3 separate regions of the Homo sapiens genome follow, and regions 2 and 3 are each linked to region 1. Evidence: chromatin loops called from intact Hi-C (ENCODE). Cell type or tissue: Calu3. All regions are shown on one strand. Region 1 overlaps FGGY (FGGY carbohydrate kinase domain containing). Region 2 overlaps FGGY (FGGY carbohydrate kinase domain containing). Region 3 overlaps FGGY (FGGY carbohydrate kinase domain containing).

The links. A loop is a pair of places that touch in the nucleus more often than their neighbours do. Peaks named below come from ENCODE experiments on the same cell type or tissue, not always from the same donor. Only the 100,000 strongest peaks of a DNase experiment are listed, where the experiment ranks them.
Region 2: it touches region 1 in a loop (4-fold over the local background); 2 of 110 quality-filtered maps call a loop at or near these places.
Region 3: a loop joins it to region 1, with 3 times the contacts of the local background. A loop is called at or near these places in 2 of 110 quality-filtered maps.

Annotation. Positions count from the first base shown.
Region 1 is chr1:59,675,523-59,683,522 of GRCh38, reverse strand. The region is part of intron 14 of FGGY (FGGY carbohydrate kinase domain containing); the gene reads right to left. Among named protein-coding and RNA genes, the nearest start is that of MIR4711, 54 kb to the left of the region's middle. In Calu3, no CTCF peak of the experiment used is centred here; a DNase peak (open chromatin) is centred at 4,492.
Region 2 is chr1:59,539,372-59,547,371 of GRCh38, reverse strand. All of the region lies in intron 7 of FGGY (FGGY carbohydrate kinase domain containing), which reads right to left. Among named protein-coding and RNA genes, the nearest start is that of MIR4711, 190 kb to the left of the region's middle. In Calu3, no CTCF peak of the experiment used is centred here; no DNase peak of the experiment used is centred here.
Region 3 is chr1:59,552,172-59,560,171 of GRCh38, reverse strand. FGGY (FGGY carbohydrate kinase domain containing) reads right to left here. Exons shown (of 16, transcript NM_018291.5): 8 at 5,945-6,048. Among named protein-coding and RNA genes, the nearest start is that of MIR4711, 180 kb to the left of the region's middle. In Calu3, no CTCF peak of the experiment used is centred here; a DNase peak (open chromatin) is centred at 3,021.

The DNA.
Region 1 (8,000 bases):
GTAACATCGTATTCACAAACAGTGCCATCTGATTTGGGGGGAGCTGGGTTTTATCTATTCCCAGGAATCATGCATAGCATATGTATACAGAACATAGTCATAGGTCTCCATATAAGGCAATCCCCCAACAACCCTGCTTTATTTCTTGGTGTTAATGTCAGATAATTTTAAGCACAGTCCTGGGATAGCCTACAAACAGTGAGGGGCATGGACTTTGGAGTAAGATCTGAATTTGAGTGCTGGCTCTCTCACTTGCTAGACCACAGGCACATTACTTAAACTTTCTGGCCCTGTTTCTTGTCTGTAAAGATGAAGTGAATAATCTAACTTGCAAGAATTAAATGTCATCTAAAGTACCTTAGCACAGTGCCAGGCTCAGGGTAGGTACAGAAAAATACTCGTTATTCTTCTCTTTAGCAGAAGTTAAGGTAGGAAAATCAAAACAAGGAAAGGGATTCCAGCGTTTTTATCATTACCTACAGAGCAAGGAATCTAGTTTAGTGCTATTCAAAGGGCCCATCTGTGGTGAAAGGAGTTGGCCCCAGGATGTAAGCCAGCACACCGGTTCCTTCATTGAGAACATCTTGCTATGAATAAAATGACAGCTGAACTAAACAGTACACTTGGTGACATAATTGATTTACATTCTGATGCAAGTTCCTTGTTTCATAGCAAATCTGAACAAACCATTTAGAGACTGCCCTCTAGTCTGCAGACCGCTCTGAATAGTCCAGGGTGGGTGACTCAGTTGAATGTCTCCAAGTGCTTCTGAAGATTCCTTCCCACCCTCCTCTGAGCTTAGAGATGTGGCCTTCTACAGAATACATCAACAGGTTCCCTTGCTCTCTGATTCTGATTCCAGCCAATGGTGAGGCAGGCAGGAGATTAGAGAGAGGGAGAATAGGGTTAACAGTGCAGCCCTTTTCTTCCAGGGTCACTGTGCAGTCTCCACACAGCCCTCTGTTCTGGGCATCCAGTAACTGCACTTTTCCCTCGCCTCTACAGGCCCAGCTGTTACAAACCCGAGGGTCACATTCTCCCTGTGATTTCTCTATGTCTCTATGACTGCAATTTTGTAAACAGTCCCTCTTTTAAACCCTCTCAAATTACTCAAATTTGAGGGTGCCCTCTGTTTACCTGTGAGGACACTAACATTTACCAAAGGGATATTTTGATATACATTTAAATTCTTGTCATCTATTTCTGATACTAGTTTTTAAAGTAATGGTAATCACTTAGCCCCATAAGAATCCATTTCCACTTGTGGCTGAGCTGAACAGTCTTTGGTTTGGGAATCCCAGGCTAGTACTTGGATTCTGCCTCTCTCACTTTCTAGCCATTGGCTTTGGTAACTCACTTACTCTCTCTAACCCTGTTTCCTCATTTGTAAAATTATTATAATATTATAGAAAATGTCTTTATATACAATTTTTCATATGGTGTAACTTTTTAAAATGTTCAAATTTCTTTGAAATGCATACAATTAAATACATGCTACTCAAGATTCTGATCCCACGCTAGTTTTTTATGGTTCACTGCAGAGGATCAAATACCTCTGTTAGGAAACTATAATTATGATTTCTTTTGTTTTCTTCTGCATATTCTTGATCATCTGCCTAAATGCTGCAACTGAAACTCTTTTAAGACACTGTACCTTCCACACTCTGAATCGAACCTCAAACTTTTTCTAGTAGTATGTATGTGTGTGTGTGTGTGCATGTGTGTGTGTGTGTGTGTGTATTTTTCAAGGCAATTTTCCCCATCACAGAATATTACTGATTTAACTAAAAGCCTTGTCTTTCCTGATCTCTCATTTGAATATTATACAGCATGGATTTCATTGCTATTCATGAGTTATTTTAGTGTAAAGAAAAAAAACCTATTTCTAGTTTATTCCAACAAGAATGTTTACAATAAAAAGTAAAGGCATAAATAGTAATTAGAGTGAGGAATTAATTACTTACAGGCACGTCTTTCTATGAGATAAATCTTACACATTTTTGTTTAGGTTTACACCAGTATGAAATGCCATCTTGAACAAAATCAAGTCAAACAGGTAAACCTTATTATAGAAAGAGAGTTCTGTAATCCTTCAAAGTTTCTAAGAACTTAGTAGATGTTTAGCCCTTGGTTGCTTTTATAAAAGCCCAATTCTTACATTCCTGAATAAAAATTGTGGGGGGAGGTGAGAGAGATATTTGGGAAAATGCGTTTTGTTAGCCTAAACCTTTGTGTTAATAACAATAGCATTTAAGTATCTTTTAATTCAAGTTATTTTAATCTATTAAAGTATTCCTTAATCTATTGTACTTCATTATTGAAGTATCTTTTAATTCATGTTCTTAATTAAAGTGCTTTTTATATCTACCTAAAGTGCTTCTTTTATCTACCTTTTTATAGCTACAAAAAGTAAACAGGCATATATTATGATTAAAAGCAAACAAGTAGAGCAAAATAATACTGGTGAGTATGGTCATTCTCTGGGGAAATGAATTAGAATATTTCCATGCCAAAGAGGGCACCCTGCTTATTTTTATTTCTGTGTTGGACACTCAACCAAGCAATGATGACAAATACATAATGCTATTTTTTATAAACGATACCACCTTGTGAGAGGTGTCTCAGTTGCCATAGTGTACTTCCCTAGCAATGTATATGTATCTACAGGATATGGTCTGATGGAATACAAAGAGCGTGGGCTTTGTATTAAACAAGTTATACAACATTTCTGAGCTTCAGAGTCCTCATCTGCACAAAGATTGCTGCTACCAACCACTGGGTTGCTTCAAGGGGTCTATGAAATGACAATGGATGGAAAGTAACAGGTCCTGTTCTTGGATCACTCTGTAAGGAACAAGAGAGTCAAATGATGTGTATCTTATATTGAAATAATTTCCTTAAAAAATTACAATTTTCAGCTAATGTTTTGACTTTTATACCCATGGTATCATTCTGCAAACTGGATTGAAACCAGAGGTTTTATAATTAATCAGAACCTGATCTATTTTTGTTTTATTCTATTTTTTTTTTTTTTCTGGAGGGGTCGAAAAAACTCTTAAAAAAAAAAAAAAAGAATGTATTGTTAACCAGGTGTGGCAATAAGAATAATGAATGTTAGGGCCAACTTCATATTCTTAATTGAATTCTTCTTTCAATTATTAATTATTATACCATTCCAAAGTTTTCTGTTGACTTTCTGAGGGACACTGACATATGGGACAGGATACTCAGAAAATTCAATCAGTAATCTGAATCTATTTAATTAGGAATCAGAATCTCATCCAGAAACACATGCTTAAGCAGCAAAGGGCAAAAGGCTACTAAAAAAAAAAGCTGATAATATCAGGACCATATGTGAAATAAGTAGGATTATAAGAGGCCTGGGGATGAAAGCTAAATAGAACTAAAATGGAACTAAAATCCATGGCAAGAGATTCCTTATATACAAGAAATGTAAACCCTGAGTTTTCAGACACTACTGATGGGAGTATAAATTATTACTATGTATCAGAACCCTAAATGCTGGGCACACTTTTTGCCTGAACAATTATATGCCTCTAATTTTATTTTATAGAGATAATTTAGGATGTGTGCAAACATTTAGTAACAGAGATGTCAGTTGCAGCATTCTTTAAAACAATGGAGAAAACCTAAATATTCAAGTCTGGAGGACTGGTGAAATAAGCTATAATATATTCTATTAGGTAGAAAATTATGCAGCCTACAAAAATGATAAATAAAGAAGTTTACTACATATTTTTGAGTATAGGAAAAAGGTCTAAAAAGATAAAACTTTATGCATTGTATAATACATTTTGTAATTTAAAAGTATAAAATGATTTTAAAATATGTACAAAAAGACTAAGAGAATAGAAACCATAATATTAAATAGTTAATAAGTAAATAATTTAAAATAGGTTATTTTAGGATAACAAGATCAATGTTTTCATATTTTCACTCATCTTAATTAAATTTTCTTATTTTTGTCCCCAATGAACATGAAATGTTAGTATTCCAGACAAAGAAAAAAATGCAAGTAAACTAAATTGAATGCACCGAGAAATGGGATGGTTTCATACTTCTGAACATCTACGGTATTTCAGTTTTTTCTAACCTCTGGAAACTAAAATAATGATAATCAGCTTTATTTTGCAAATAGCAAAACTGTTATTTATCGTGACAGAAAGCCAAATAGAGCTAAAAAAAAAAATCACAGAAAGTTGACTCTTACAAAATAAAATAGAATGGGAGACATGTTATATACAAAAATCATAGGCTCTGAAATGCATAACAGGTGATGAGTATAACTGGCCCTAAATGAAGTGAATTTCATGAAAAAGAACAGAAGTAGAGGTTTCAGCTAAGCAATGAGGATGTTTGCAAGGAATGACCTCAAGGGTAGACCACTGCGGTCAGCATGGATGGTTTATCTTGTGGGCACACATTACAGAAAGGGTGAGTAATCACAGCTCTCAACTGGCCACTTACATGTATTGGTCTTGAAGACACAGGAGTCTGTCTGGAACGTGACAGGGAAAGTTGATGGTGAGAGTGCATGGAGTCAGTGGTTTACAGGGGTGGCAACACTCACACAGTGGGAGGAAGGAAGGTCTGTGATTAATTGGCTGATTCCAAGGGCTTATTTTCTTTACACTGGTACTCCCCTTAAAATGACTGCTGAATGCATTTTGATCTCTTGTCACTGTCTCCTTTTACTGATTTTTGCTTCAGATGCTTCCTCCACTCCTTTTTTTCAAGGGTGGGGGGTGGTGGTTCAAGACAAATAGCACTGCTGGAATTAAAGCTTGTTTTGTCTAAATAGACTTGAATAAAAACTGCCCCTGAAGATAAGAAATTACAGAAAGCTAATGACATCTGCAGGGGGCCTGAAGGAAACAGAAAGTGGAGAGCCATTTCATGTTGCTGTCTCTTTGCCATTTGATTGAGTTTTCTCTCACAACGACTTGAAACTGCTTCTTGTTTTATTTATTTGTCCTTGTATTTCTTAGAATCTTTTAACTGTCTGTGCTTAGAAAGTGTAAGCATAGTGATATTTCATAAACTTAGTTTTTTTCCAGTTTATTGATTTTCCAGGACCTGGGAGCCTAGAGAAGTGTTATGGAACACTCTCAGCTTCTAATTATAATTATTTGTTTTCCAAGATATTCAGAATTACAGAGGATCATTTTGTACTCTACTGATGATGGGGGAGGGATCAAGTAGAAAGGTCACAGAGGTCAAGACTGCAGGGATTCCACATTCCTAAGAGTAAAGGGAGGGGAAGTGAACTGCCTTCTTTGTGTCCCCTCCCACTTATTCAATAGCTAAATTTTTACTGTGAGAGCAGCATATCTGTGGCTTGATTCCATATTTTTCATTAAACCGCAGATATAAAGCTGATCATGATTTGCCTTCAAGAATACTTGTCCACAAGGAGACTGTTCTCTTTAGTAAAGACACAGTTTTGAAAACTACTAAAAGGAAAACACCCTTTCTAAAGAGGGGCAACTCTTTAAGATAGTATTAGTCATTGTATTCTTTAGAATGAACGAATGGCTATGTCAGTATCCTTTGTGAGATCCGAATTTGACAAAGAAATAGTAAGAAGACTTTAGATGTCTAAAGGGAGAGAGAGAGCAGGAAAGGACAAGGGAAGAGAGACAGAGACAAACTAAGAGAAGGAGAATCTGAATGGATAAAAGAACAAAAGAAGGAAGCTAGGAATTGTCAGCATGTTTCAAAATTTGCAATATCAATAGATCTTGTTGTTGGCCAATCTTTCATTAAGGGCCCACCAGAATATTCCATCCAGTCTCCCTTCCCCTGATAAAATTCTCCCAGAATTGAGATACACAGAGTCTACAAAAGCTACAAGTAAAATCTACAGCTGTGGATCCATTGGTATCACCCAAGAAAGGTATAGGACTCTACCCCCGGCTGAAAATCATCCATTCAGGGGCCTATGAAAACCCTGTCTCCTCAAGCACATAAAAGTTTTTCCTACCTCTACTGTCTGGGTCCTCTGGATTCTTCCCAGCCTTCCCAGCATCTGAAGGAGGTGACTCTGGTTGAGTCTACCAAAATTGGCCTATCTAGATAAGAAGTGAAATCCTCCATCTAACCACCAGATGTGTGGTCCATGAGAAGATAAAACATCTGACTTGCTGGAATAGTTGAGGTGCTGGCAGGAATTGCTCAACTTTCTTAAGGAGGGGAAGGCAGGTACCCTGCAAACCAAGCCAGGGTCCCTGAAGTTCAAAGAAAAGACTGTGTTGAAGTTCAGGTTGAAAATATGAATCACAGAAAGAAAGCAATTCAATTTTGCCTCACCTTGCCAGAATCTGAAGCTGGTCCTCAGACCTGGGGCACAAAGGTTGGCCCCTCTTCTTTGGAGGGGAGCAAATGACGCCAAGTCTACATGCATTTTCATTTCCAAAGCAGTTCCAAATATTTTATCATTCTAATGATATTGATTACACCTGAGAGGTCACTGGAACTTTCAAAGGCTCTTTATCTCGATAGTCCCATATGGGTGGCAATTCTTATTTAAACATTAAAAAAAATACATAAAACAGACAAATAAAACAAGCACCCAGAGAGAACAAGTGACATCGTCTGAGGACAGTAAAGCAAGCACAGAGCTCCAGACTATGGGGAGTCTGTCAGGTAAGTGATGACAGATAAGACCTCAGGACTCTCTCAGCTGGTGGCTCCCTTTACTAGATTGTGTCTCCTGAAAACGATCAGGACAGGCACACACATCCTTGGGTTGAATAGGAGACATGAGCTTGTCTTTACAATGCTGTGAGCCTTGCAGCTGCTACTCAAGTCATCAGTTCCAAATCTGATCTACTATATCTTAGATTCTGTTACAGAAGACTAACAGCAAATCTCATGTAGTCAAGATGTCAGTGTGGAATTAAGCTCAGTTTCCCATTAGGGGAAGATGTGAGTGGAATTCCTTTGGAGCTGGAGATCCCAGTTTTGAATAAGATATCAATGAAGCCATGAGTCATGGTATGATGTATCTAGTATAGCAGCCTCATCTTGAAAGGCTATTCTCTGTTTGAGCTACAGACTATCTCCTGATTTGTGACCTATGGCATTTCTTTTCAGAAAATACACCACTGAACACTTAAGAAGCCAGAAAATATTTTTAAAGAAAAAACAAATCGAACAAATTAGAAAAAGAATGACAGGATAAGATATAGACCCAGAGAGACCTTCATTTCAATTCTGCTTCTGCCCTTTCTGTGTAGCCTTGGACAAATTACTTAAAACATCTCTGAAGCTTGGCTTCCTATCACAGAAGGATAAAAACACGCATCCTGCAAGCAGGATGACTGTCAAGATTAAATGAGGTGTCTTATCTCAGGCTACTATAACAAAATGCCATAGACTGGGTAAACAACAGAAATCTATGTTCTCACAGTTCTGGAGGCTCAAAGTCTGAGATCAGGGTGCCAGCAATGTCAGGGTCTCGTGGGAGCCCTCTTTTGGCCTATAGAAATGGACTTCTTGCTGTGTCCTCACATGGCAGAGAGAACAAGCCAGCTCTCTGGTGTCTTTGTATAAGGGCCCATCAGACCATCATAACCCATCAGACTAGGCTCCTGCCCTCATGATTTCATCTAACCCTAATTAGCTCCCAAAGACCCACCTCCATATACCATCACATTGAGGGTCAGGGCAAATTTTGCAGGAATACAAATATTCAGTTCACAACACAGGGTAACCTCTGCAGAACCTTAGTAAGCATCCCCCCTGTTTTAACTATTATAATTTGCCGCAGGAAGGGCAAGATATTTAATTGTGAGAACATCTCCGTCAGCTGATACACTAAAATAATAATTGACAATTCATTGATATTTCAACAACAAATATCTCCATGTGCTATTTTTGAGAAAGGACGAGACTATCCAGAAAAAGTCGAGAACTGAACTATACCACCTTTGTTTAAAGACTCACTCAGAATCCACAAGAATTCATGAGTGGATTTA
Region 2 (8,000 bases), 140 kb after region 1:
GACAATAGGATAGCTGAACTCAGATCTCTTTCAGGACTTACTGTCAAAATGCCACTAAAGCAAACCCAAAGGGTTAACCTCAAGCCTAGCAAATGAAGGGGAGTAAAACAGTCAAAAAGGTGGCCGGGCATGGTGGCTTATGCCCGTAATCTCAGCACTTTGGGAGGCCGAGGCAGGTGGATCATGAGGTCAGGAGTTCAAGACCAGCCTGGCTAATATGGTGAAACCCCGTCTTTACTACAAATATAAAAATTAGCTAGGCATGGTGGCACGCGCCTGTAGTCCAAGCTGCTCAGGGGGCTGAGGCAGGAGAATTGCTTGAATGCAGGAGGTGGAGGATGCAGTGAATCGAGATCGCGCCACTGCATTCAAGCCTGGGCCACAGAGCGAGACTCCATCTCAAAAAAAAAAAAAAAAAAAAGTCAAAAAGGTAATCCCAATGTTTCATGAAGTATTGCTTTGACCTTGAAAGAAATGTGGTCTAGAACTTACCCCAACTAAATCCTAAAGTAGGTTTACTTTTACTGCACTGGGTGTGGTAGCTCACGCCTGTAATCCCAGCACTTTGGGAGGCCAAGGAGGGTGGATCACGAGGTCAGGAGATCGAGACCATCCTGGCTAACACAGTGAAACCCTGTCTCTACTAAAAATACAAAAAATTAGCCGGGCGTGGTGGCGGCACCTATAGTCCCAGCTACTTGGGAGGCTGAGGCAGGAGAATGGCGTGAACCTGGGAAGCAGAGCTTGCACTGAGCCGGAGATTGCAGTGAGCCGAGATCGCGCCATTGCACTGGGAAACAGAGCCAGACTCCGTCTCAAATAATAATAATAATAATCATCATCATCATCATCATCATCATCATCATCATCATCATCATCCTATGCTTTAAGTCAACAGAGAAATTTTACACACCTTGACACTGCCACTGCCCCCTCCCCACCCCAACCCTCCCACCCTCTGCAGAGCAAGATAATAGGGAAGGTCTTTTTCTACATGAGATGTAAACAGACATTTACTAGATATATGAACTAGTTAGGGCGTAATGGTTCAAAGCAAGGGCACTGGAACTCGACTGCTTGGTTTCAAGTCTGGCAAGTAGGTCAAATCACTTAAGTTTCCTATGTCTCAGTCTCCTGATCTATAAAATTGGAATGATGATAGAATGTGGCTTATAGGGCTATCATGGAGATTAACTGAGGGGAACAATGTCTGGGACAGTTTACTCAATATATTTTCACCATTTTTGATGTTACTACCAACAACTTCCAATCTTTGGTGTTAATAGCAAGGCTTGGCATAACAGTTCATTTGATTTCAGCACGGTGTGTGCTTTGCCAGAGTTATTTGGGTTTACTTAGATTGATTGGAACATCTGTTTTCTGTCCTTGACTATACAACTGATGACAAAATAATTGCGGGCCCAAAGGAATAAGGAAAATGAGGTACCAGGTAGTAGGTATAACCCAGGCTAGCATTTTAAACATTAAGAATAAACCAAAATCTGCTTATTTCATGAAAAGCCACAATTACATGTAGCACCATGCATACTGCAGTTTAACTTGGGATGGCATTCATCATTTCTGTCTTCATGCCACACTCCTCCATGACTTAGAGCAATCAGAAACCAATTCAAGAGGCTGGTTGTATTGCGAGGAGTGGAGAGAACAAAGAACAGACCTTCTGATAACTGGGTCTCACTCCTGTTTCTCCTTCCTACCCAGAAAGATCAAATCTCAAAGGTAGGCTAATATGTATAGCTTGGAAATTTGAGACTTAGAGAAAACTAGAAAAATCCACAGTGAAGACAAAGCAAAAACTTGATGTCAGAAATTCCTTTCTTCCTAACTTCAACACAGCCTCTAGATTACTTGGACATTATCATCTATGACTTCAGAAAAGACAATTTCTCATTCTCAGACATTAGGCATGGTAAAGTATCAGGTTGAAATCTAATCCAAACAGCCAAGTTAACTCACAAAAATTACTTTGTAAAAATTAAAAATAGAAAAAAAAATTAAGAGAACTGGCCTAAGCATCACAAATGCATCTTATGGAATAAGTCCTTAAATAGATCAAATACTGTGACTCGAAGGCACACAAATGCTTCCTGAAAATTTATAAATTGATTAATTCAACAGCTATTTACTGATCCCCAATTATAAGCCAGGAACTATGCTGGGTGCTAGAAATCTAAAGATGAAAGTTGTTTCCTTGTATTCTACAAGATCCCAGTCTAGCAGTGGTGGAAAAATACACAGGCAGACATTTATAAGACACTATGCGAATGACCAGTGACTCAGATCTGAATAGTCTAACAGAAGGAAGGAGCCCCAGCCCCTGACCTAGTTTGGATGGTTGGAGGCAGGGGCTCCTAAAGCAGGTGAGGCAGAAGTATATCAGCCATCAGGGAAGGAAGATGGGGAGGTAAAGGCTTTCAAGTACACCCTGAGACAAAAGAGACAAAGTCAAATACACAGTAGAGAAAAATAGCCAGATGGTACAAAACTGTTGAGCTACACAGTCTGAAGGAGATGGAACTCTGCATTCTGAAGAAGTTGGTTAGTGTAAAGTTCTGGGTCTGAAGTCTGACAGATGTATATTTGATTCTTTCTCACCACCAGTTTCCTGTGCAAACTTCTGTAAGTGAACACACCTCTTCGAAACTCACTTTTCTCACTTGTAAGGTGGAAATAATGGCATTTCCTTTACAGGGTCATTTTTCCTGGTATCTGCACTTGATGGGGTTCAGGACATGCTATCCCAAAATATGGCATGTTAGTATTTTGAATAGTTTAAGCTGAAGGTATCTGAGAAAATCATAGAGGCATAGAGGTCACTCTTACCTTTCCCCCACCATTCTCCCCTAAAGCAGGTCATTAAACCTAGGATTTTCTGACTGTCCCCTGAAGCAGGTCATAAGACCCTCATGTGAGAGGTGCCCTCCCTGTACTCAAAGGAAAGCACCATCCTTGTATCTGGAGATGAAGGATCACACGGATGAAACTGCACTAACAGGCTTTGCTAAGTTCCCCAGTTTATTACCATTAAATCATGCCCTTCTTGCCCTATCATATTTTTCCATGTCTGTCTACTCTTCATCAAGCCTAACATAAAAATACTCATGTTTAACTGTTCCTCTGGGTCTACATTTCTGTATGATACCTCCCATATCACATAAAACATATTACATAAATGTGTATGCTTCTCTCTTGTTAATCTATCTTTTGTTAAAAGGGCCCCAGCTATGAACCTAGGATAGACAGAAGAAAAGATAACTCTCCTCGTCTACACTCTATTTAAGGTCCAGGACCCAAGGAAACCCCCCAGCTTATCTTGGGGCAAACTGGAATAGTTGCTCATCCTAGGTATAAGGCAAGAGCCTTGTACTTGGGATATAGGCACTACTAAACAAATGTTAGTGTACAATTTCTCTTGGGAGAAAGCAGGACTAGGTTGCCTTCAGCAACCTTCTCTTGCCCCTAGACAAATGGTCTCATTTATAAAATTATTCAAAGGCTCCTTGAAGGTAGGGAAAGTAATCAGCACCCCAGATAATCCCCTCAAAAACATAAAACAAACCAGTGAGATGCTTGAGGAAAACACCAGGAAACAGATGGGAAGTGACAGGACAGGTTCTTTAGAACATTTAAACTAAAAAAAAAAGCCTGAAATTTAAGGAAAAAAAATATTAATTAGCAGGCTAGCTCTCTTCTCTCTCCAACCTCTGATGCCAAGCTCAGTACCACCTCCTGTGATAAGAGTTTCGGTTGCAACAGAAACTTCCAAAGGTTTTGTCAGGGTTAGTTGAACATTGACAGATTCTTCACAGCTTGGAATTAAATCTGAGAGCCAAAACCAGGCCAAGTTTCTATAAAGGCTAGGATTTTCCCTGGGGAGGGTTAGAGGGCTCTCCCACCTCTAGACTGATTAATTTATCCTTGACTCAAGCTTCGGACAATAAGACCAAAAAAGACAAATAGATTCTGAACCTGGATGTTGATTCTATCCCTCGCCTGCCACCACTACTCCCAGGAGACTAGAAACGGGATTGTAAGGTGACCCACACCACCGGATAAGACTCAGGCCAGAGGGCTCAGAGAATTAAGTGATAGGCAGAGCAGCTGGGGAGAAAAAACAAGCAAAACAAAACAAAACCCTAAGCAGGATAAAAAGCCCAGGGTTGTGGCACAATGAATGACATGTGGCTGACATAGTTTCAAAGAGAACAACAGCTTAGATAAATAGTGTAGAAGATGAGAGTAAAAATGAATTCAGAAAATCTCATGAAGTATGCACTGACATTTTTCAAAACCTGCAGTTGAAATGACATCTCTGCTTCTACTGAGGACAAGATTTAGCTCTCCTCTCCACCTCTGCACCTGCTCTTGACACCTGCCCACCTTCTCTGGACAGCAGCCCCAGCCAAGCTTGGTTCTCCTTTCTCTGTGCCCATCCTAGGTGCCTTAGGGAATGAGTGCCTGTGAGGGAGGGCACTGACTTTGAGGGAGACACTTCCAGATATCACCATTTACATGACCTCACGCAAATGAACTGAGTTTTTTGGGCCTCTGACATCCCATCTCTAAAAGGGAAATGATGATTTAAAAGTAAAAAAAGCCAGGTGTGTTGGCTCATGCCTGTAATCCCGGCACTTTGGGAGGCCAAGGCAGGCAGATCACCTGAGATTGGGAGCTCGAGACCAGCCTGACCAACATGGAGAAACCCCATCTCTACTAAAAATACAAAATTAGCCGGGCGTGGTGGTGCATGCCTGTAATCCCAGGTACTCGGGACGCTGAGACAGAAATGCTTGAACCCGGGAGGCGGAGGTTGCAGTGAGCCAAGATCGTGCCATCGCACTCCAGCCTGGGCAACAAGAGTGAAACTCCATCTCAAAAAAAAAAAAAAAAAAAAAAAAAAAAAAAGTAAAGAACATACATATAGTCTTGGCTTGAAAGAACAGTGCTGTCACACGTTCAGCCCTGATTAATAGTATCTCCCTCCTCTGTTTAGAAGGATTCAATTCAGTAAACATTTACAGAGCACAACTTTACATCAGGTACTGTGCTCAGCACTGCTGGGGAAATAATACTTGAAAAAAAATGTAATCTCTGTCCTCAGAGAGCTTGTAATCTCCTGAGGAGCCAACGACATGGCAGAGGCAGACTAATCATGGCTTCAAGAGAGGACAAACAAGCCTTTTGGCAAGAAGTAATTCCCGCTGTATGGGCCTAAGAAGCCTTCTTTACTGAGGCCCTCTTTCCTCTGACCTTATGATTACAAGGATCTCCTCCACCCTGGCTGTGGCTGCTGACTCTCAGCCACAAAAATGGCTTAGCTGTTATCATCAGCAGCAGCTAGTAGTTGTGTAGTATTTACGCAGGACAGGTGCTGTTTTGAGTGTTTTAGGTAAATTAACTTATTTAATTCTTACAACTGCTATGATGATGCCCATTTTGGAGATGAAATATTTAGACTCAGCACGTTCAGTAACTGACACATGATCACAAAGACAGTAGGTGACAGCATGGAATATAAACTTAGGTAGTCTGGCTCCAGAAATCATACTTCTTTCTAACCATTAAGCTGTTGAAATGGTGTTATCTGTATCCCTGTACATATTTTTGGTACATTGAAGTACACATTTCTTTCGGATATATTCTGCATATCCATATTATTTTTCATTCTCCTTCTGATTTTTCTCCTATTAAATTCTGTATTTCAAAGGAAATAATTTTAAAATGACTTTTAAAATAACATTCAATCTACCATTTTGAAGTACCACTAGGCAAACCTGGAATATATCCAAGTCAGTTCTGTTTTCTTGTGAGTTCTTTGGAATGGTAACTCCCCAGACTCCCTTCAGCATGGGCCAGAGGCAGTAACTAGGCCAGACAAGATGGAGCAGCTACCATCTTGCCAGGATTTCCAGCTCTGTACAGGCCTGGCAGCACCTGCTGTGCTGTCGGTGGGCACTGTGCCCTCAAGTTAGATGGTCCTTTTCATTGTCCATATCCTCCCTCCATTCAGCTGTCTGCTTGCCAATCTATAGCCGAAATTCTGGCAGGCTGGCAGGTGTTCTTCCCTTCTTCTCCCTTCCATCATCTTTCTATGGGGCTGTGTGGCCCAAGGCAGAGATGAAAGAGGCTCAGAATCCCTGGTTATATATACAAGAGAAACTCAATGTATTAACATTCCATGGAGAAAGTAATCACTGATGAAATAATTTCAGCTGAGGAAGTTGCAATTCTATCTAATACATTGTTTGAGGAAGGCTCACTGTTAAAGACATCAAAAAACAAACAAACAAACAGACAAATAAAAAAGCCTACTTGCCACCACTATCACTAACATGGATTGTGCACTAAAAAAGAGGATTCATAACATAATTTTTCCCTTACTTGATTACTCATGATTATGAGTATAGCAAGGTGGGAGTAGAATTTAACATTTATGAAGCACCTAATACAGGCAGGAAGTGTGTTGAGTTGGGAGTTGCTCCTTTGTGTGCTGACATATAAAGTGACACACCCTGACTTCACTTCTAACAAACTCCTTCTCTAATTGTTTATTAATTACCACTCACCTCCTCCTCTCCGTTCTTCAGAGCCAGGTTATTTCATACTCATGTCTGCATTCCCAGTGCCTAGCACAGGGCGGCCCAGAGCCTTTGATATTTTTAATAAACCTTATCAATGAAGTATAACCTACATTAAAAAGCTACAGATTTTAAGTATAGAATTTAGTGGAGTCTTACAAAGTAAACACACCTATCCAGATCAAGAAATAAACCTCATGTCCTTTTCCAAATACCATGCCTTGCCAGAGATAACCACTGTCCAGATGTCTACACCACAGGATTTGCTTAATTTTTAAACCATTCGGTGTATTTTCTTTGTGCCAGCTTCAGTCACCCATGTTTGTGAGATTCAACCACACTGCTGCATGTAGCAATATTTTGTACATTTTTGTTGCCATAAAATCCTTTACTCCACGAATATACCAAACATTGATGAATTCTATTATTGATGGGAACTGGGGGTTTGCAGTTTTTGCCTATTGCAAATAATGGTTTTACATGTATTACTATATACGTATTTTTTCTGGTACACATTTCTGTTGGATATATGTCTAAGAATAGGACTGCTGAATCATAGCCTATCATGATACTGCCAAACTCTTTCCCAAAGTGTGGTCATATTTCCACATCAATGCTTGAGCATTTCAGGTGTTTGATATCCCCATCAATACTTGGCATTATCAAACCGTTTGATTTTAGCCAACCTGCAGGGTGTGTAGTGATATCATAGTATGGTTTTAATTTGGACTTTCCTAATGACTAACAAGGCTGGACAATTTTTCGTATCTTATTGTCCATTTGTATATCCTCTTTTCTGCAAAGCTGCTCAAATGTATATATGCACACATTTATACACATTTAACCATTGTTCTGTCAAAATAATTGTTCTTTTCTCATTAATGTGTAGACATTCTTTACATACTCTGGATACACATCTTTTGTTATATGCATTGCAACTATTTCCTTCCACTTTGTGGCTTGCATTTTCACTCTTTTAATGGAAGCTTTTGATGAAAAGAAGTTTCTTATTTTAACATAGTCTTATTTACCAATCCTTTTCTTTATGGTTGTACTTACATTAATGTCCTATTTAGGAAAATTGTCTATCTCAAAGTCATGAAGACCTTGTCTTTTAGGAACTTTATTTTTTTAAATTTCATACTTAAGTTTTTAATCTGTTTGGAATGTATTTGTATGCATAGTATAAGGAGAAGGGCCAAAATTCAATTTCTGCCATAGTGATAACCAATCGGCAGGGTACTATTTCACTGAAAAATACATTGCTTCCTTACAGCTCTGGCAACGGCATCTTTGCCACAAATTAACTGTCCATACATGTGTGAGTTTGTTTCTGGGCTCCTTAATCTGTTTTCCTCTGGGTTGTCTGTCCTTCCCTCAATACCATTCTTAATTACTTCG
Region 3 (8,000 bases), 120 kb after region 1:
AACAGAGACAAAGTGTCATTTTCATTACATCATATCAAGGGTACGTACTATCAACATGACTTATCATTGTTGATGTTGACCTTGTCACGTGGATGCTGTTTCTCATATTTCTCCAATGTAAAATTACTCTTCCCCCGTTTTCCATACCATATTTTGTGGAAGGAAATCGCTATGTGCAGCCCACACTTAAGGAGTGGAAAGTTATGCTCCACCTCCTTGATGGTGGAACATTTATATAAATTATTTGGAATCTTTCTGCATGGGAGATGTCTCTCTTCTTTTCATTGATTTATTTATTCAAAATAATTTATGTCAGTATGGTCTTATGGATATTTATGTTATACTTTGAGTTATAATTCATAATACTTCATTTTACTGCTTAAATTGTTCCAGTTTTGGCTAGTGGGAGCTCCCACAGTTGGCTCCCTGTGACATATTCTCATCTTTTTTGTTGAGAACTTCCTAACTTTCTGGCACTGCAAATGCTCCAAGCTCATCTTGTATATTTCCTATTCCAATCCTAAAATCAACTATTTCTCCAAGGAGTCCTGGTTCTTTGTATTGGATAATGGTATTAGATACCATGATCTGGACACTATGTGCTTGTAAAAACTAGCTCTTGAGGTATCCTTATTTCTAGACCATCTCAGCTAACAGAGCCAGGAAATAAATATGTGTTTACTAACCTGTATATGTATATATATCCATAACTATTTCTATATGCATCCATCTGCATCTATGTTAAACTAAATATGAGTTTGTTTCAGGAAGTCAGGGACCTCAAACAGTGGGACTGGCTGGAGCTGCAGCAGAGGAACATAAATTGTGAAGATTTCATTTTAATATGGACATATATCAGTTCCCAAATAATACTTTTATAATTTCTTACGCCAATCTTTACTTCAATCTCTGAACATAAATTGTGAAGATTTCATTTTAATATGGACATTTATCAGTTCCCAAAATTAATACTTTAATAATTTCTTATGCCTGTCTTTACTTTAATCTCTTAACCCTGTTATCTTCATAAGCTGAGAATGTACTTCACCTCAGGACCACTATTGTGTTAACTGTACAAATTGATTGTAAAAGATGTGTGTTTGAACAATATGAAATCAGTGCACCTGGAAAAAGAACAGAATAACAGTGATTTTAGGGAACATAGGAAGACAACCATAAGGTCTGACTGCCTGTGGGGTCGGGCAAAAAGAGCCATATTTTTCTTCTTGCAGACAGCCTAAAACAGATGTGCAGGTAGGGAAGATATCGCTAAATTATTTTCCCAGCAAAGAATATTAATAATTAATACCCTGGGGAAGGAATGCATTCCTGGGGGGAGGTCTATAAAAGCCACTCTGGGAGTGTCTGTCTTATGAGGTTGAGATAAGGACTGAAATATGCCCTGGTCTCCTGCAGTACCCTAGGCTTATTAGGGTGGGGAAAAAACCCACCCTGGTAAATTTGAGGTCAGATCGGTTCTCTGCTCTTGAACCCTGTTTTCTGTTGTTTAAGATGTTTATCAAGACAATACATGCACAGCTGAACATAGACACTTATCAGTAGTTCTGAATTTGCCCTTGTACTGTTTCCTCAGAAGTATGTGATCTCTGTTCTCCTTTTTGCCTTTGAAGCATGTGATCTTGTGACCTACTCCCTGTTCTTGCACCCCCTCCCCTTTTGAAATCCTTAATAAAACTTGCTGGATTTAAGGCTCAGGTGGGCATCATGGTCCTACTGATATGTGATGTCACCCCCAGCAGCCCAGCTGTAAAATTCCTCTCGTTGTACTCTTTCTCTTTATTTCTCAGCCGGCTGACACTTACGGAAAATAGAAAGAACCTACGTTGAAATATTGGGGGTGGGTTCCCCCAATATGAGTTCATACTGATGTCTCTAATTCTAGTCCATAACCACATGGATTGTTCATGTGATTAACAACTCATTTTTAATAACAATATCATATTTGGTATTTTGTGCCAGGTACAGTGCCAAGTCATTTACAAAGATGGCCTAATTTGAACCTGAACAAAACTTTATGGGTAAATACTATCACTCACATTTAACAGATGCAGAAACTGAGGCACTGAAAGATGAAGCATCCTGCCTAAATTCACACAGTAAGTGGTGGGGGCAGCGTATGAGCCTATGTCTTTGAGTCTCCACATCCCTTCAATGATAGAGAACCACTATCTCAATATTAAGACTGAAAAAACTTCAGTTCTGAGCGATTTAAGATGCAGATGTAGTTCCCAGCTCTCTTCAGGTATTGTTCTGCTCAAATCTTACCTCCTCAGTGTTTCTCCCTACCCCGACCCCCCCAGGGTCCTGTCCCCATCTGACATGCTAACTGGAAGACAAGTTGCCAAGTTACAACCCAACCTGACAGCTCAAGAAAAGGATGTCAGTACAATGGCAAGGATCAGCTCCATCTTACCCCATGACTTTTCAACCTCTGGCTAACCCCTGCTGTGTATTATCTGGGGTTTTGGTGACTTGGTAGTAATTAACTCTGAACAAGCAGCTCTGCTTTCATGGAGTTAAAAAAAGAATGGCATTTTTCCCCTGTTAATTAAATCACCCACAAGGAAGATAAATGTGCAGCCCATGCTTGTATCTTCTAAAATATCAAAGGCCTTATTAACATGTCTTATGTTCAACCTCAGGCTTTTTCTCCAGATTCCTGGAAGCAACAGGAACCTGGAGGTACGAAGCTTCTAAGTATTTACCAATACTCACTTATGTGGTCATTCGTTCATTCATTTATTCTTTTTGGGTGATCTAGAAAGAGGCAACCTGGATCAAGCACAAAACGTTCCTGGGAATTTTGTCTCAATCTACTAAATTGGAAACATCAGAAGTAAGCAGACAGGAAGAAAGAGGATCCTTCAGATCATGCTGAAAACCACTTTTTGAAAAGCCCGCATCACCCTTTGGTCCCTGTGTTCTGTTTGGTTAATTTTTCCTCACAGTGGCGGTTTTATTTGCCAGAACCACAACAAAGGGGGTCCTTGAGTCTCCCTGGGAGTGTTTCCTCAGACCTGCACCTCTCCTAGACCTCACAAAGGTGTTATTGTTGCTGGGTTCCCAGCACCTGAGGAGATCAAAGGCACTTTCCCATGCCAGCATGACCACAGTCTCACCCTCATGACATAACATTAAAGCTGATGATTAATCCCCTTGGCCCAGAGGGTCCCTTCCCACTCCCAAGTACAAAGCAGGATGGGGGTGGGGACTTTATTTCCAGCACAACACAGCCATCATAAACTGGCCTTTTATGGCCCTCATTCATCGCAACCAACTGCAGCTGCCCATCAAACTCGTTAAAGCCCAAACAGTTGCTTCATGTGAGCCGTTTACATCACTAGGAAAGTTTAATAACAATCTCCACCATTTTTGAGTGTCTGCTGTGTGCTAGGTACAAACCTACATAATGCATGTTACTCAACAACCCTGTGAGACTGGCATCATTATCCCCAATTTGATGGATGAAGAATCTGAAGCTTAGAGAAGTTAAGTAGCTCACTCAGGTCAGAGGGCCAAAACATGCATGAGCAGATGTTCAAGCTTGCCTCTGGACAATGTAAAAGCCCATGTTCTCACCATTCCTCTATGGGTACATCATCTTCATGCACAATTCAGGGAGGCAAGGAGGAGTATGAGCTTTGGAATCAGAGTTAGATTTCAGTTCTTAGCTCAAGAACTTCAAAGCTTTGTGACTTTGGGAAAATTACTGGACTTTTCTACGCTTTAGGTCCCAAATGTGTACATTAAATGGGTAGGGAAAGCCAGCCTCATCTCCATTAAGAGACAGTAAGACTAAGAAGCAGGCCATCACAGAGACACTTGCATCCATTTAGATTTGCTTCTGTTCAGAAATCTGAATTGAGTGGGGTAAAAATGCCTGAGATTCAGATCTCCCAGGAGAAGCCTGATTAGATGTATCCCTGTGAAAATAAGAGATAATTTAAACAGGATTAAATCAGTATTCAGTGAAGACAATCTAACAAGTGTAGACTCATATCAAGGGAAAGAAGGGCTGGCTCCTGGGCTGGTGCCTTCTGGCTTAAAGAGGCCTCAGGCCTCTGCAGATCTCTCCCTTCAGGGACAGCTGAGCCTTACAAAAGGGCTGCTGAGCAGAAGAAATATGCTGAAATTATTATTATTATTTTTGAGATGGAGTGTCGCTCTTGTTGCCCAGGCTGGAGTGCAATGGCACTATCTCGGCTTGCTGCAACCTCTGCCTTCTGGGTTCAAGCAATTCTCCTGCCTCAGCCTCCCAAGCAGCTGGAATTACAGGTGCCTGCCACCACGCCCGGCTAATTTTTTGTATTTGTAGTAGAGACGGGGTTTCACCATGTTGGCCAGGCTGGTCTTGAACTCTTGACCTCAGGTGATCCACCCACCTCGGCCTCCCAAAGTGCTGGGATTACAGGCGTGAGCCACTGTGTCTGGCCAAATATGCTGCAATTTTTAAACTTAGAAAAATTCCATTCAAGACTGCCCAGAGCCCAAACAGAAGGAAATCTATTTCCTTAAAGTCCAGCACAAATGTCACCTCAAGAAGATTCTATCACCCTGCACCCTCCCAGGCAGAGTCAGCCACTGTTTGCTTTCTGCTCAGTAACAACAACAGTCCTAGTGATTAAGAGTGAGCCCTTGTGATGTGCTTACTGCATGTGGAGCACTTAGTATCACCTCATTTAATTCTTGCAGCACTCTGACAGGTGCTGTCACTCTCTACATATTGTAGATGAGGAATCTGGGACCCAGAGAGTTTAAGTACCTTGCCCAAAGGCCCACACTTAGTAAACTGAGGAAGTGGGACTGGAAACCACTCGGGCTGGCTCCCTCAGCCATAGAAAATGGGATGCCATGTGCAAGAATACCTCGCATATTGCTTGGCACATAACAGATGCTTAGTATCATGAGTTCAATTTGTATCTACATTGGGGGGCCTCACATTATATTCTAATACCTGTTATAACTTCATCTCATCCCACTGAGCCGATGTCATTCTTATATCCACAGTTTAGCACAAGAGCAGGGATTGATAAGTAAGTACATGTATTTATATCAACTGAACTAGAATATCTGATGGTAAAAAGGCTCAGGGGTCCCTACAGTTGCAAAACAGTCTCACATCCCACTTAATTTCCTCCATAGCTGCTTTGGTTCTGCCCTGGGCTGTGTCCCGCTCTAATCTCTGCTCATCTCCCTGCTCCTCCCCCACTCTGCCCTCTATTATACTTATCTGGGAAAATTCCAAAGAGTCGTCGATTTAAGTTTAACAGAGTAATGACTTTTAAATAAAAATATGGTAGAAATGGGTACTTATCGGAATGGAATGCTTTCAGACTCATGCATTTAAAGAAGATATAAATTTTAGGGCAGGCACTAAATTTTAACTGCAATCTTGGAGAAAGCCTTTTCACTAATTCATGGAGAAAAATTAACAAAGTGAAAATTGCTTATCAGTGTTCTTTTGAAGTCATGATACGCAGGCTAATTCTATAGATCATCAGGACGCTCCCAGGGAGATGGATTTATATTGATTGAGAGAGAGTTCCCTGGCCAAGGAAAACAGACACTCTTTGCCGAGAAGACCCCGCTACCCATTAGGGACAGATCAGTCTGGGGGAGCTAGACTTTGTCACCTTAGGATCAGATGTCACCATTCATGCCTGGGCTCTCTGGCCAGGGTGACGTCAAAGGGAGCACTCAATCCTTTTCATGCTTACTAAGAATTTGGCCCCTGGAAAAAGATCCAGCAAATGTTAAGCAAGGGAGGTAGAGTGGGGAGCTGGGCTTCTGGCTAGACAAAGCACAAGGGGCAGGCAGGGAAAAGAGGAAAGAAGTGAAAGGGTGAAGAAGCCAGCACTCAGGGTCTCCTTCCAGGCTACCTCCTGCTGTGTGGTGGCCTTGCCTTTGTGCTCAGTGGACTCACCCCCATGTGACAAGAAGACGTTCCACAGATGACAGCCAGCCGTGACGTCACTGGCTGCCCCTCACAGATGAGGCCGTGCCCTCTCACATCTGCCCCAATCACTCCTGTGAGAAAGGAAAACAAAAACAAATCCTCTTTAACACATAAAAAAAGAGGGAGAGAAAGCTAAAAACAAGCATTAACAAATCTTCTTTTTAATAGTCAAACAACATGGAGGAAGGGTCCTGTGTGTAGGGCAGTCTCAAGGAGAAACCCAAAGGGCATACTTGCCTGCATAGGAAACCTCGGAAGCCTGCTCAGATTTTGCTTTGTTCTGGTCAATGTATGGCACCCAACGTTATAATAATGGCAGTAATTGTGATTGTCATAATAAAAGCAGCAGCTATCAGTTATTTTCTGCTCACTAAATACCAGGCACTATGCTACATATTTGCATACATGGTCTCATTTTAACACTATCATAGATATTATTAATGTTAGACATCAGAGGAGAAACTAAGGTCTGCAGAGGTTAACTGACTTGCCCAAGGTCACTGCTAAGAAGGAGCGGAGCCAAATGGAATCTGGTTTAACACATCACATCTCAGTCCCAAAGAAGCAAAAGCAAAGGATGGTCTGATGACTGAATCTTTCTGGCATCCCTAGGTCACCATTCTTACTACTACTTATCGCAGAACTCCAATTGTGAAGGAGAGAATGACTGAGAGCGAGTTCCTAGTAACAGAATGCCAAATAGCAGAGGGTTTCCCATAAATGGTATAAATTCAGGCTTCTTCCCCATAGAGCTCGTATTCCTTGATACTTGCAGGGCAACTAAAGTTATAAATATGACAAGAAAGCTAGAAAGACTCTTTAGGGCCTGGAATTGTATTCATTTGTTCAAATATCCAATAAGCCCCTTCTATGCACAAAACGATATATACTAGGTGTGATGTGGAAGCCACAAACACGCAGACTTGCAGGACTACAACACAAAGCTGGGGGTGGAAAGTGCTCAGGCAGGACGCAGAGACTTGGACACAGGAGAGAACAGGTCCTGCTGACCTCATCAGCTCCCAGGCAATGCCACGTTTGCTCTCAATCTCTAATCCTTAATGCTGTTTCCCACCTCAAGACCTTCACATTTGCTCTTCCCTCTGCCTGGAATGCCATTCCCCCAACCTCGCTGTCAGGCCGACTCCTAATTATAGGGCTTCCCTGACCCTCTAGGACAGACGATTCTCCCTGTTAAATAGTCTCATGCAATGGACTTCCCTAGCACAAAAGACATGGGTAATTTTAAAACATCATATATCCCATCTGCCTCCCTTCTATAATAAAAGTTGCTAGTAGCTGGCACTCTTACTTACATGCATAGCCCAGGACCTACCACAGTAGCTAGCTCAATACAGGAAGTAAGAGTACAAATGCTTGGGGATGCAAGGATGAAGAAGACAAGTCCCTGCTCACAGTCTGGTGGGAAGGAGATGGAAGCCTAAATGGAGTATTTCAGTGCAGGGAAATCAGTGTATCACAGGAGGGGCCACAAAGGCAGCTAACCCACCTATAGGGGCCCAAGGAAGTTCAGTCTATACTCAATTCTGCAGAAGTTAGCCAGGTAAACGGCAGGGTGGGAATGTCTCATCAGACCACAAATCCCCAGATACTGAAGGCACTGGCTGCTCAGATACTTGCTAGAAAGTAATGTGAGAAAAAGGCCAGAGACAGGCCTCTTACAGCTTTCGAGGGTTTTCCACTGCTTTTTCCAAATTCTACCTTCTGGGGCACAGCAACCTGTGAATCTCTGCTATTGTTCAGAGGTCTAGCAACAGGGGGAAGTAAGACTCTTCCAAACTTTCTGTGTTAGTTATCACAGTAGTTACATATCCACAACCAGGCAATAGAAGTCTGAGACTTTAGCCTGCAAGAATCCTTGGCCTATGTGTTTTCAGATCAAGTCCGCTGCTCTGCTCAGTATTGTGGGGCTACCCCTGCAGGCAAGGGGAAGCAAGAGCCTATCTACTTCTCTTCTGTGCCAGGCAGCAGCTGCTTCCCCTCCACCACTCGGGCTCTGTTG